Regions from separate parts of the Homo sapiens genome. Here region 2 is linked to region 1. Evidence: read pairs that join two places in POLR2A ChIA-PET (ENCODE). Cell type or tissue: OCI-LY7. All regions are shown on one strand. Links, peaks and the distances in the headings refer to the core of each region. The heading gives the core; the rest is flanking DNA.

Region 1 (5,375 bases), core at 1-5,000:
AAGAGGGGGCTGGCGCCCATCGGGGCGGTAGTGGCGGCGGCGGTGATCATGCAGTTCCATCTCTCGTGTCTGAACTGGCTCCCGCACTCCTGAATGCCCAGCCGGGCGCCCTCTCGGATGCTCGGCAGCAGGTACGGTTTCCTCTTGCACAGCTCCTTCTGGCGGCTGTTCAGCGGCAAATTGGCGCAGCCCAGCTTCTCTGGAACCCCGAAGGAGGCAATGCCCAACCACCTGTAAGACACGGCCGCCCGTAGCGTTAAGCCGCTCCCCAATTCCAGATGTTTTCCGAAAAATTAGGTCACTCGTCTAAGGGTCCCCGCCCTTCTCCCCCAGCCTCAGTTGAAAGTTCCCTAGGATTGGGCACCCCTTTTGCCACCTACCCGATGCTTCCCTGCCACCTCCATACTCACATCCAGTTTCCTTGGGCTCCGTAGGGGAACAGCACGAGCAGGGCTGCCCACAGCGCGCACAAGCGGGCCAGTCCCAGGAGCGCCGCCCTGTCCATCGCCCCCGCATGGAGTCCCCCAGCCCAGCCGCTCCTCTTTTGCACCCCCTCCCCAGAGGCCCTTCGGGCCGCAGGTCAGTTGTCCAGCACCAAGTTATCCCTCGCCCTCTTCCTCCTTGCATACAACATTAAAAGGCCAGCAGTGATAGGGACTCTCAGCAGCTTCCCCCTCGTTTGCAGGGAGCTGTAGGAGAGATGGAGAGAGCAGCCTGGGGATCTCCTCCTGCGCAGGGGTGGAGATGTGCAGGAGATGCGGGAGCGCCCCTCGCATTCCTAGGTGAGAAACTTCTGTTGATGTATCCGCGTCTCCATCGCCCCCGGCCTCTCCTCCCATCTCCTCCCCCTGGCCGCGCCTGGAGCCTGATTGGCTGAGCAGCGGCCCCGCATCTCATCATCTCGGGACCTCAGGCTCTTATTGGTGGAGAGCGGCTCCGCGGGGGGCGCTCCGGGCACTGGCCTCAGGGACAGCGTGTCCAGACCTGGGTGTGTCATGACCTTTCCTGCTGTCACAGTCTCCTTAGAACGGGTCGTTGTGGGGTTGATTCAACCCGAAGACTAACAGGACGCTCTGTCTTAGCAACCTTGGGGGAAAGCGTGGGTTTGATGAGTCCCACCCATCCCACCAACATCTGGGTTACCCTCTGGGTGTAGTGGCTGGAAAATGTCACTGACCTTTTTTTCTTCTCCTTCACCTCACAGGAGAATAATCTTTTTGAGTCAGAGTTGGTACCGAACAAATTAACCTTCCAGTCCCCTGCTTGAGGTCCCACTGTCAGGAGACTTTAGAGAGTGGGTGAAGTGCTGTCAGGCTTACAATCACTGTCATTTATGTATGCATTTATTTTGAGCGAAAGAGAAGATTCCAGTCTAGCATCTCATCTGCCATATTTCAATCGTGCTCTGTGATTTCCTTTTCCCTATTTGTCTTATTTCCTGCAGTCCCTGAGAACGCTGTAAGTCCCCTGCAGAAGATGGGGACAAAGAAAGTGAGAGGTTTCTGGAGAGTTCTAGAGTACATGAGAGATGTGCTCTGATCTTTTTCTCCAGTCCTACCTTACGATTCTCATGGTGGGAGGGTCCCTGCCCTTCTCCCCCAACCTCAGTTGAAAGTTCGCTAGGATTGGGCACCCCTTTGCCACCTACCCGATGCGTCCCTGCAGGACAGGGCTACACATGGAAGACACATTTTTAAAAACGTACTTATTAAATACCTGCTGTGTGCCTAGTCCTGTGGGAATTTATAAAGACAAGCTCTCTTCCCACAACTGTACAAATAAACCATACACAAGTGTAAAAGAAAATACGTTTAGATGATCAGTAAGAGAGATTAAAGAATCTAGCAGGGTACTCCCTGGAGCCGAAGATAGTTCAGAAGCAGGAAGTGTTCCAGTTACTGGCAGATTTGGAAGGTTAGTTAATCAGTGTTTTGTAGGATGGAAGGTCTCCGAGAGTTATCTGAAGGCAAGTGCAACGTGTTTAGCTGTGGTATTGGGAAAGCCTGCCTCACCTAATTAGACACAAGAAATGTTTCTAAGAAGCATTATCTGTCCTTAGAGATCTTTTGAAGTGTTAATACATTCCCATGGTGGACGTATCAGCTCAGTGGGTACCCAAAGCCAAAATTACTTAAATAAAGGATTTGGGGCCAGGTGCAGTGGCTCACACCTGTAATCCCAGCACTTTTGGAGGCCAAGATGGGCGGATCACCAGAGGTCAGGAGTTCAAGACCAGCATGGCCAACATGGTGAAACCCTGTCCCTGCTAAAAATACAAAATTATTTGGGTGTGGTGGTGCATGCCTGTAATCCCAGCTACTCGGGAGGCTAAGACAGGAGAATTGCTTGAACCTAGGAGGTGGAGGTTGCAGTGAGTTGAGATAGCGCCACTGCACTCCAGCCTATGGCACACAGTGAGACTCCGACTCAAAAAAAAAAAAAAAAAAAGGATTAGATAGCATTAGCTGCTTATCTCCTATATCAATCAGTGAGCAATAAAAGCTCACTGAAATTTTCATCCTATCCCATTCACTCCCTTATCCAACAAATGTTTATTGAGTGTACACTATGTACCAGGTTCTAAAGCCACATTTTAAAGAGTCGAGGAGTCAAGTTGATGATAGGATGTAGATACTGATCCAGAAATATTTTGGCTAACGGCTAGTGGCCTCTCTGAAAGTCAGAGCCTTCATCCAAGCTCACTTTATTCTGTGAGCTTCTCCAAGAGGGACAATGGCGGATTCATTGCTGTACCCCTGCCATTGGGCCTAGTACATAAGATCCTGTTTTTGAACAAAATTTATTGAGTGAATTAACAATGAGGAACATCCTGAGTGGATATGTAAGAGGCCTAAATGCTGGAACTACAGTTTTTACTTCATTTCAAGGGGAATTGGAAGTGGGGAGGCAATCTCCGGGTTGGGGGTGCTGGACAATATCCATACCTTAGGCTGATTTTAGGGCCAACGGTGGTAGATGTTTTAAAGAGGTGTTTGATTTTTTAAAAAATCAAAAACATATATTGAGTCTCTGTTATGGGTTAGAAAGTGGGGATAGCACTTACTCAAATGATCATGGAATTCACAGTCTACTTGGCAAGACAGACAAGGGAGCATGCAGCTATAATACGTGCAATAAATGTACAAAGTAGAGTGTGCTGTGAACACACAAAGGAAGATTACTTATTTCAGTCTTGGGGATCAGAGTGGGGAGGAGACACTTGAATGTTACCTTCATTATTATTCTGGGAATCTAGCACCATCTACGCATCCAGATAAAGCCTTTGGGGTGCACTCAGAGGGTATTCTGTCCTGAGAGTCAGAGACCACTGTGTCAAACATTTTCAAACACAAGACACAATTTTAGGGCGTGAGTGGTCTTGCATCTCTTTTGTATGGGCTAGAGCCTTAGGGGTCATTCTGTCCATATCTCCAAAACAAAGGAGACATATTTCTAGGAGCTGACCCAGCTGAGGAAGCAGATTTTTCATTCAGTGAACAGATATTTGAATGATAATTTTGTTCCAGGCATTGTGAACTTTCATGTTCTGAGAGCTGCCATACACTCCCAAATCCCTCTTACTGTCTTTATTTGTCTCTCTGTCTCTGTCTCATTCTCCATCTTTCTCTATACAAAATTGATACTCACTTTACAGATGAGGAAATTAATTTGGGGAGATTAAGAAACTTGCTCGAGGTTACTCAAAAACAATCAACCTTTAGAGGCCCCTCCTTTTTTTTTTTTTTTTTTTTTTTTTTTGAGATGAGGTATCATTCTATTGCCCAGGTTGGAGTGTAGTGGCTCTATCATGACTCACTGCAGCCTCAACTCCCAGGCACAAGCGATCCTCACCCTCAGCCTCCTGAGTAGCTGGGACTACAAGTGTGCACCGTTATATTCAGCTGTATTTTTTATTTTGTGTAGAGACAGGGGTCTCACTATGTTGCCCAGACTGGTCTCAAATTCCTGGCTCAAACAATCCTCCTGCCTCAGCCTCCCAAACTGCTGGGATTATAGGCATGATCCATGGCACCTGGCCAAGACCCTGTTTTTTTCACTACAACATACTTCTGCATGCCTAATTCAAAACATATATATAGTGTGTGTGTATAGAGAGAGATATGTTAGGTGTTATATATATATATATGTAAAATTTTTTTTCCCTGATCAAATCCCCAAATCTTAAAACTCAGATTACCGTGTCTTTGGGTCAAAATTTTTTACTGGTGTCTATGGTTCCTTACGTCACAATTCACAGATCTCTCCATTGAAACATTGAAAAAGTTGTTTTGTTCTCCAAAAATAAACAAAACCCACCATAGGGAGGTCTTTTGAGAAGCCCCTGTGAAGAGGGTCTCCCTGAGGCAAGTGGTGAGCTGCATGGGTGCCTTTCCATCTTTCTGGCTTTGCCCTCTGTGGTTTTTGCAGGCTGAGAGGGGCAGTGGAAAGAGCACTGGGTTGGGTTGGGTAACCGGGGCTCCTGTCAGCAGGTGATGATCGTGGACTACTCATTTCAACTTTGAGTCTCAGTTTTTTCATTTGCAAAATTATCAAAATTTCTTTTTCAGATCTGAATCTCTTACTGGAGCTACCATAGGGCTGGAGGGAGGAGAGTGGTACGTGTGTGTGTGTGTGTGTGTGTGTGTGTGTGTGTGTGTGTGTGTGCGCGCGCGCACATGGTGGGGAGGGGGAAACTGCATTTGCTGGGGGACTGCAGGAGGAGGAAACCTTAGCCATTGACAGGAACTTGTCTACCTGAAAGATGGTTCAGTCCCCAAGGTGGCATAAGCCAGGGTTTTTTGGCGCCCATCTTGTCTTAATATCTCCAGCTTCACTTTTGCTTCTGGATTTCAAGGAAAATGAATCTATTTTAATTGCAGAAGTCATTTAAAATGGTTGAATTTTAAAATATAATCTTGTCAGATCACATGAAATTTTATTTGGAGAATATAAGAAGTTACAGATATTTTATCCTGACATATGAAGTTGAGGAGCTCTTTCATAATCGAATTTATGTCTATTAATATAAAGCATTCAACTCTACTCTCATCGGAGGGGATTATGCTATTTAGACTTGATGAATGAAGTAAAAGATCAATTCCAAACATGTATACAACTGCACATTTTAAATTATTGATTTCTTTCTCAGCAAGCAGGAGCTTAATTTCCTATTTATTATATTTTGATTGAAGAGACGACAAAATATTCACTGACCAGTAGAATGTGAGACCTAAAGTTTACTGTACTGTATAAACTTTTTAAGCTTCTAGTGTCCATATGCATAAAATGTTGTAAAGATCATATCATTAATCATTTAATAAACACATAAATGAGAGCTAATATTATGTCATTTCATGATCTGAGCCCAGCTGCCT
Region 2 (5,384 bases), core at 114-5,113, 55 kb after region 1:
ACCAGTTGGGAAATTGTTTACAGATTCTTGGTGGCAACATATTCTCTTTTGGTGCCTTGACGGATGAAAGAAACACCTCAAGATCTTTCATCTCACCTATGGCAGTGAGAGCTCACTGAAGCAAGTTTGTTATGTCTATGATAGAATTCTAACCACAAACCAAAGAAAAAACATCAATATCTTACTGTAATGATTATACCAACCCTTCTCAGGTATCCTTGAATCTATTGTGGGAATAGTTTAGTTGAACATCAGAAGATAAAAGTCCCCCAAGCCAGAATTTTTATGGTTCTAACACAATTTTTTCAACTCTTGCTAGTATTTTATGGTAAGCTTTATTTGCCAGGCTCATAAGATGAGCACAGAGGTGAAAAAAAGGTTATCAGCAGAATTTTTGCCCTTTAACTTTTTAGACATGAGAGCAGTCACCAACTTTTTTTCTAGCTTGCTGCATTCATTATCAAATGTCCTCTATAAAGAGTTTTAGATTTTTTGGATTGTTTGTAATAAGCTAACATTGCTATTACATCACTGTTAAGATGTTAGGTGATGATTTAGAAAGATTATAAAATGTCAGTGTCAGCACTAGAGACTTGCTGAGGTACAAGGGGTACAAATTGTTCAAGAGTTAAGCAATAATTATGCCTAAGTAATGAATGAATTTAGCGACTTTATGATGAAGGGAGTCAGTTGAGAAAGATGATCATATCAGCTGTATGTTGTGACTGGAACAGCAAATGCTCCCAGAAGCTTATTTTAGCTTAAACATTAAAACTTCAAAATAGATAACACTACTCTGAAATCAATTAAGATAATTTGGCGGAGACCTACATGGCTTGCTATCAAGACAGCCTACATCAGAAATAGAGTTAAGAAAAAGCGAGTTATGTGTGATAATTACACACCAAAAACTATAAAGTCAAATAAGCTAAATGATTTTACCTGAACATGCTTGAAGCATTGTTACTATGCAAGTTAATGATAATTTTAATCAGTAATAATTATAAGCCAATATTCTAGTGCTGATGGTTCAAAAAGCCTTTTTTGTGGTTTCTGAATACCATGGCTATTAATGTGAACTGGTTGATGCTGTGGTATGATACATGTAACCATGTGGGAAGGGCACTTCTGTTTTTAATTGGAGCCATGTTGAAATTATTCGAGGACATTTTGCTTTTTAGACTTTCAGAGCACTAAAGCTAAAAAAAGAAAAGTAGACACCTTTCTGCAAAAATATGAATTGAAGACACATTATGTACAAATAAATAAATAAACAAATAAAAATTCTTTCTAAAAGAGGAACAAAACCAATCTCTATGTTGTCTTTCAAAAGCCCTGTTTTCTGTGGGTTTGGCAACCACTGGCTTGCTTTTTTAGCCAGCTGTGATCCTGGGCTGGCTCAGCTGCAAGATCTTTGCTTCTTTCTCTTCCAGGCTACAGCCCTTGCATTTCTAAGTCTTGACTTTTGCAAATAGGATAAGTACTCTAAACGTTGTATATTTTCTTGTGGAAGACATTAGTAGACACACAGTATCCTACAGCTTAAAATCTGTTCTGCAACAGCATGATCCAGCTTCAAGCTGCTAGGTCAAAATTTAAAATGTCATGTTCTGTACTGTGGCTGCAGGCTTTCACTTCTCTGAAATGCAGTTCCATTTGGTCATATTAAAGGATAATGTAAATCCACCCATAAATCATACAGAGCAACTACTGCAGTGTCAATAACATTTTTAGTATTGGTAAAACTCTTGGGACCAAGATGGATTTTTTTTTTTTCTTTGAGATGGAGTCTTGCTGTGTCACCCAGGCTGGAGTGCAGTGGTGGTGATCTCAGCTCATTGCAACCTCTACTTCCCAGGTTCAAGTGATTCTCCTGCCTCTACCTCCCCAGTAGCTGGGATTACAGGCACACACCACCACACCTGGCTAATTTTTGTATTTTTAGTAGAGACGGGGTTTCACCATGCTGGCAGGCTGGTCTCAAACTTCTGACCTCAAGTGATCCACCCGCCTCAGCCTCCCAAAGTGCTGAGATTACAGGTGTGAGCTACCACACTCGGCCCACCAAGATGGATTCTGACAGTCAGCTAAGGGCTGAAAAACAGAATCAGAAGGAAACTTTAGTTGTCACCTCACGAGTCAACCCACTAATAAATGCATCCTGGTTTACAAAAGAAGGCAAGCCAGAAAGAGTGAATCAATATCTAATAGAAAGATAAAATGAGGCACTATTCATCTCAGTTTCAGCTGAATCTCCTAGAGCAAATAACAGAAGCCAAAAAAAAATCATATTCCAAGAAATTTCTGGACAACCTATACAAGACTTTCAAAAGTATGGACAAAATCCAGTTTTCCATATTCTTGTCTCACCAAAAGAGTTGTGAGACAAAGAGGAAGGACGGGATGGAATTTCTGTGTGAGCTTTCCAATGTTTTGGGGCCCTCTTCCCATTGGGGTGTTGTTTTATTTTTGCCTTAAGCCAAGTGAGAGGAGCCTTCAGCAGAGCCAAGCACATGTCTCTTGGGGTTTGGGAAGCATTAGAACTGGTATGATATACTGTGGCTACAGATCAGCTTTAGGGTGGCAGAGAGAGTGAGAGAGAAAGCTTCACTGGGAACTAACTGTATTTCCAGCAATGACAGAGCAACAATGCATTAATATTTCTGTAGATCAAATATATATATTTCTGTAGTTCAAAGTAGAGCAAGCCTAGTGCTATTTTGAATATTTTTCAAAAGGATGCCTGGAGGAGCAACGTGATCCTCAACAGAGTGATAGACAGTTGGATACCAAGGAGCCAAAAAAGGAATCTACTTGGAGGAGAGGTATTACCGCCATCAAGGAAGTTGGAGCCATAAAGTTCCACTGGTGGGGAGGGGGCTCTCCAAGGCAATTCGTAAAATCACTCAAAAAAAAAAGAAGTAGCATGCTAGACTCAGAGAGCACATCACTGGGTTATGCTTGTACTAGTCAAATAAGACTCTTCTTGTCCTTAGCATCCCGTCTCTACTCTGACCAACGCAGAAAAATGTAGAAGAATAAAAGTAGAGAAGGAAGATGGGGAAATGGCAAATAAGTGTCCTGCCTTCTCTCCCTTGATTTGGGCTTTTGAGACTGAAGGAAACCTAAGCTGGGGGATGGAAATGACTTATGTAGTTATGACTCAGAATGGGACAATTTTAGTATTGATGTGATACTCCTACACCTGAAGGTGATTGGAGACCTTTTGTTATCTGAAAGTGGTGTTAAACTTATGGGTCCTGACCAAGATTTTTATTCAAGGGTTAGGGAGGAAGTAATCCACAGAAGGTTCAAAAGGACAGGAGAAAAAAGAATAAAATAGTTTTAGGCTATCACCTTATCAGCTTAGCCTATTTATAGGTTAAAATAAAATCATTTTCACTCTGGGTGGGGGGACCCTAACCAAAACACAGGTCTTCCTGTTATGCATTGGACAAGGCAATGAAAGAAGGTCATTCATTAGTTTAGCACATTAAGTAGTCGTGCTTTGCAAGCTGCTGCTACTGAAAACCTTTGCCACCTTTTTTTTGGATGCAATTTCTGATGGGAAGGCTTGAAGTCTATTAGAGAAAATAAGTGCTCTCCAGGTTCCCATATTCCTGCCTCCATTGACCAATTGTTCTAGTTTTGAAGTGTCTAAACAAACATAAATTTTTTAACATCTCATTTGGTAGAGCTAAAGTTGTGGTTACTACATGCCTTGGCTGAATGATGATGAACATATATCATTTAATCTCCACCTGACATTGTTTTTTGTTTCATGCAAAATAAGACTGACAATACAATTAAAGATACAACAAACAATTTTAAAAGATCAAAAGCTATAAAACTCAGATAGCCAGCATAAATACCTCATGGAAATGACATCCACACTTCCCCTGTAGAAACTCTTTGTAACGCCCCATTGTTATAGTGAATGTGTCAACTACTTCATAGCCATGTTTTTTTGCAGTATCCAGAATAATCAAATTTTCTTTCCATAAGTTCTGTACTTCACTCTGATTGGAAAGCAGAAGAATGAGAATTTTTATTACCAGAGGATTGTTTTATGATTCAATAAGTTAGGTGGAAATTATGTAAATGTCTTTTTTACTGGGATTAGTCATAGTGTAAGATAAGGAACTTCACATGCATTTCTTAAATAAAGATGTGTTCTAATTTTTTTTACTCGAAACATACATGTAATCATTTATGTATAAAACAGCAATATCTACAGTGACACACAGTTTTGAACTTCTTCAGTAAAAAGTGGTTAAATTTATTGCCCACAAAGACTCATAAAATATCTAAAATTCTCAATTTAAAAATTAACATTACTGCCGAAAGCAATCTACAGATTTAATGCTATTCCTATCAAATTACAAATGTTATTTTTTACAGAATTAGAAAAAACTATTCTAAAATTCATATGGAACCAAAAAAGAGCCCTAATAACCAAAACATCTTAAACAAAAAGAATAAAGCCAACACATCACATTATGTGACTTCAGGCTATACTATAAGGCTACAGTAACCAAAACAGCATGGTTTTGGTACAAAAACAGACACATAGACCAATGAAGGAGAACAGAGAACCCAGAAAAAAGCCGCACCTATAACCAACTTATTTCAACAAACTCAACAAAAATAAGCAATGGGAAAAGGACCCTCAATAAATAATGCTGGGATAACTGGCTCTCTATATTCAAAATAATGAAACTGGATTCTTACCTCTTACCATATATAAAAATTAACTCAAGATGGATTAAAGACTTAAATGTAAGACCTTAAACTATAAAAATCCTAGGAGAAAACTAGGAAATACCATTTTGGACACTGGCCTTGGCAAAGAATTTATGACCAAGACCTCAAAAACAATTGTACCAAAACCAAAAATTGATAAGTGGAACCTAATTAAACTAAAGAGCTATGCACAGCAAAAGAAACTATCAACAAAGCAAACAGACAATCTACAGAATGGGAGAAAATGTTTGCAAACTATGGATCTGACAAAGTTCAAATATCTAGAATCCATAAGTAATTTAAATCAGCAAGTAGAAAACAAACCCATTAAAAAGTGGTAGACACTTCTCAAAAGAAGATATATGATTTGAATATTTGTCCCCTCCAAATCTCATGTTGAAATGTGAACCCCAGTGTTGGAGGTGAGGCTTAGTGGGAGGTGTTTGGGTCATAGGGGTGGACCTTTCATGAACGGCTCTGTGCCCTCCCCACAGTAATGAGTTCACACAAGATCTGGTTGTTTAAAAGAGTCTGGCACCTCCCGCCTCTCTCTCCTTCTCCCTTTCTCATTATGTCACTCTCGTCATGTGACACACTTGCTCTCCCTTAGCCTTCTGTCATGATTGTAAGCTTCCTGAAGC

Evidence for each region. Peaks named below come from ENCODE experiments on the same cell type or tissue, not always from the same donor. Only the 100,000 strongest peaks of a DNase experiment are listed, where the experiment ranks them.
Region 2: POLR2A ChIA-PET joins it to region 1 with 26 read pairs; 3 of 35 experiments call an interaction of 5 or more read pairs at or near these places.

What each region holds. Positions count from the first base shown.
Region 1 is chr7:121,324,423-121,329,797 of GRCh38, reverse strand. WNT16 (Wnt family member 16) reads right to left here and starts at 798. Exons shown (of 4, transcript NM_057168.2): 1 at 411-798; 2 at 1-231. The coding sequence starts at 505. In OCI-LY7, for the core only: no CTCF peak of the experiment used is centred there; no DNase peak of the experiment used is centred there.
Region 2 is chr7:121,269,919-121,275,302 of GRCh38, reverse strand. CPED1 (cadherin like and PC-esterase domain containing 1) reads right to left here. Exons shown (of 23, transcript NM_024913.5): 22 at 3,873-4,019. Among named protein-coding and RNA genes, the nearest start is that of WNT16, 56 kb to the left of the region's middle. In OCI-LY7, for the core only: no CTCF peak of the experiment used is centred there; no DNase peak of the experiment used is centred there.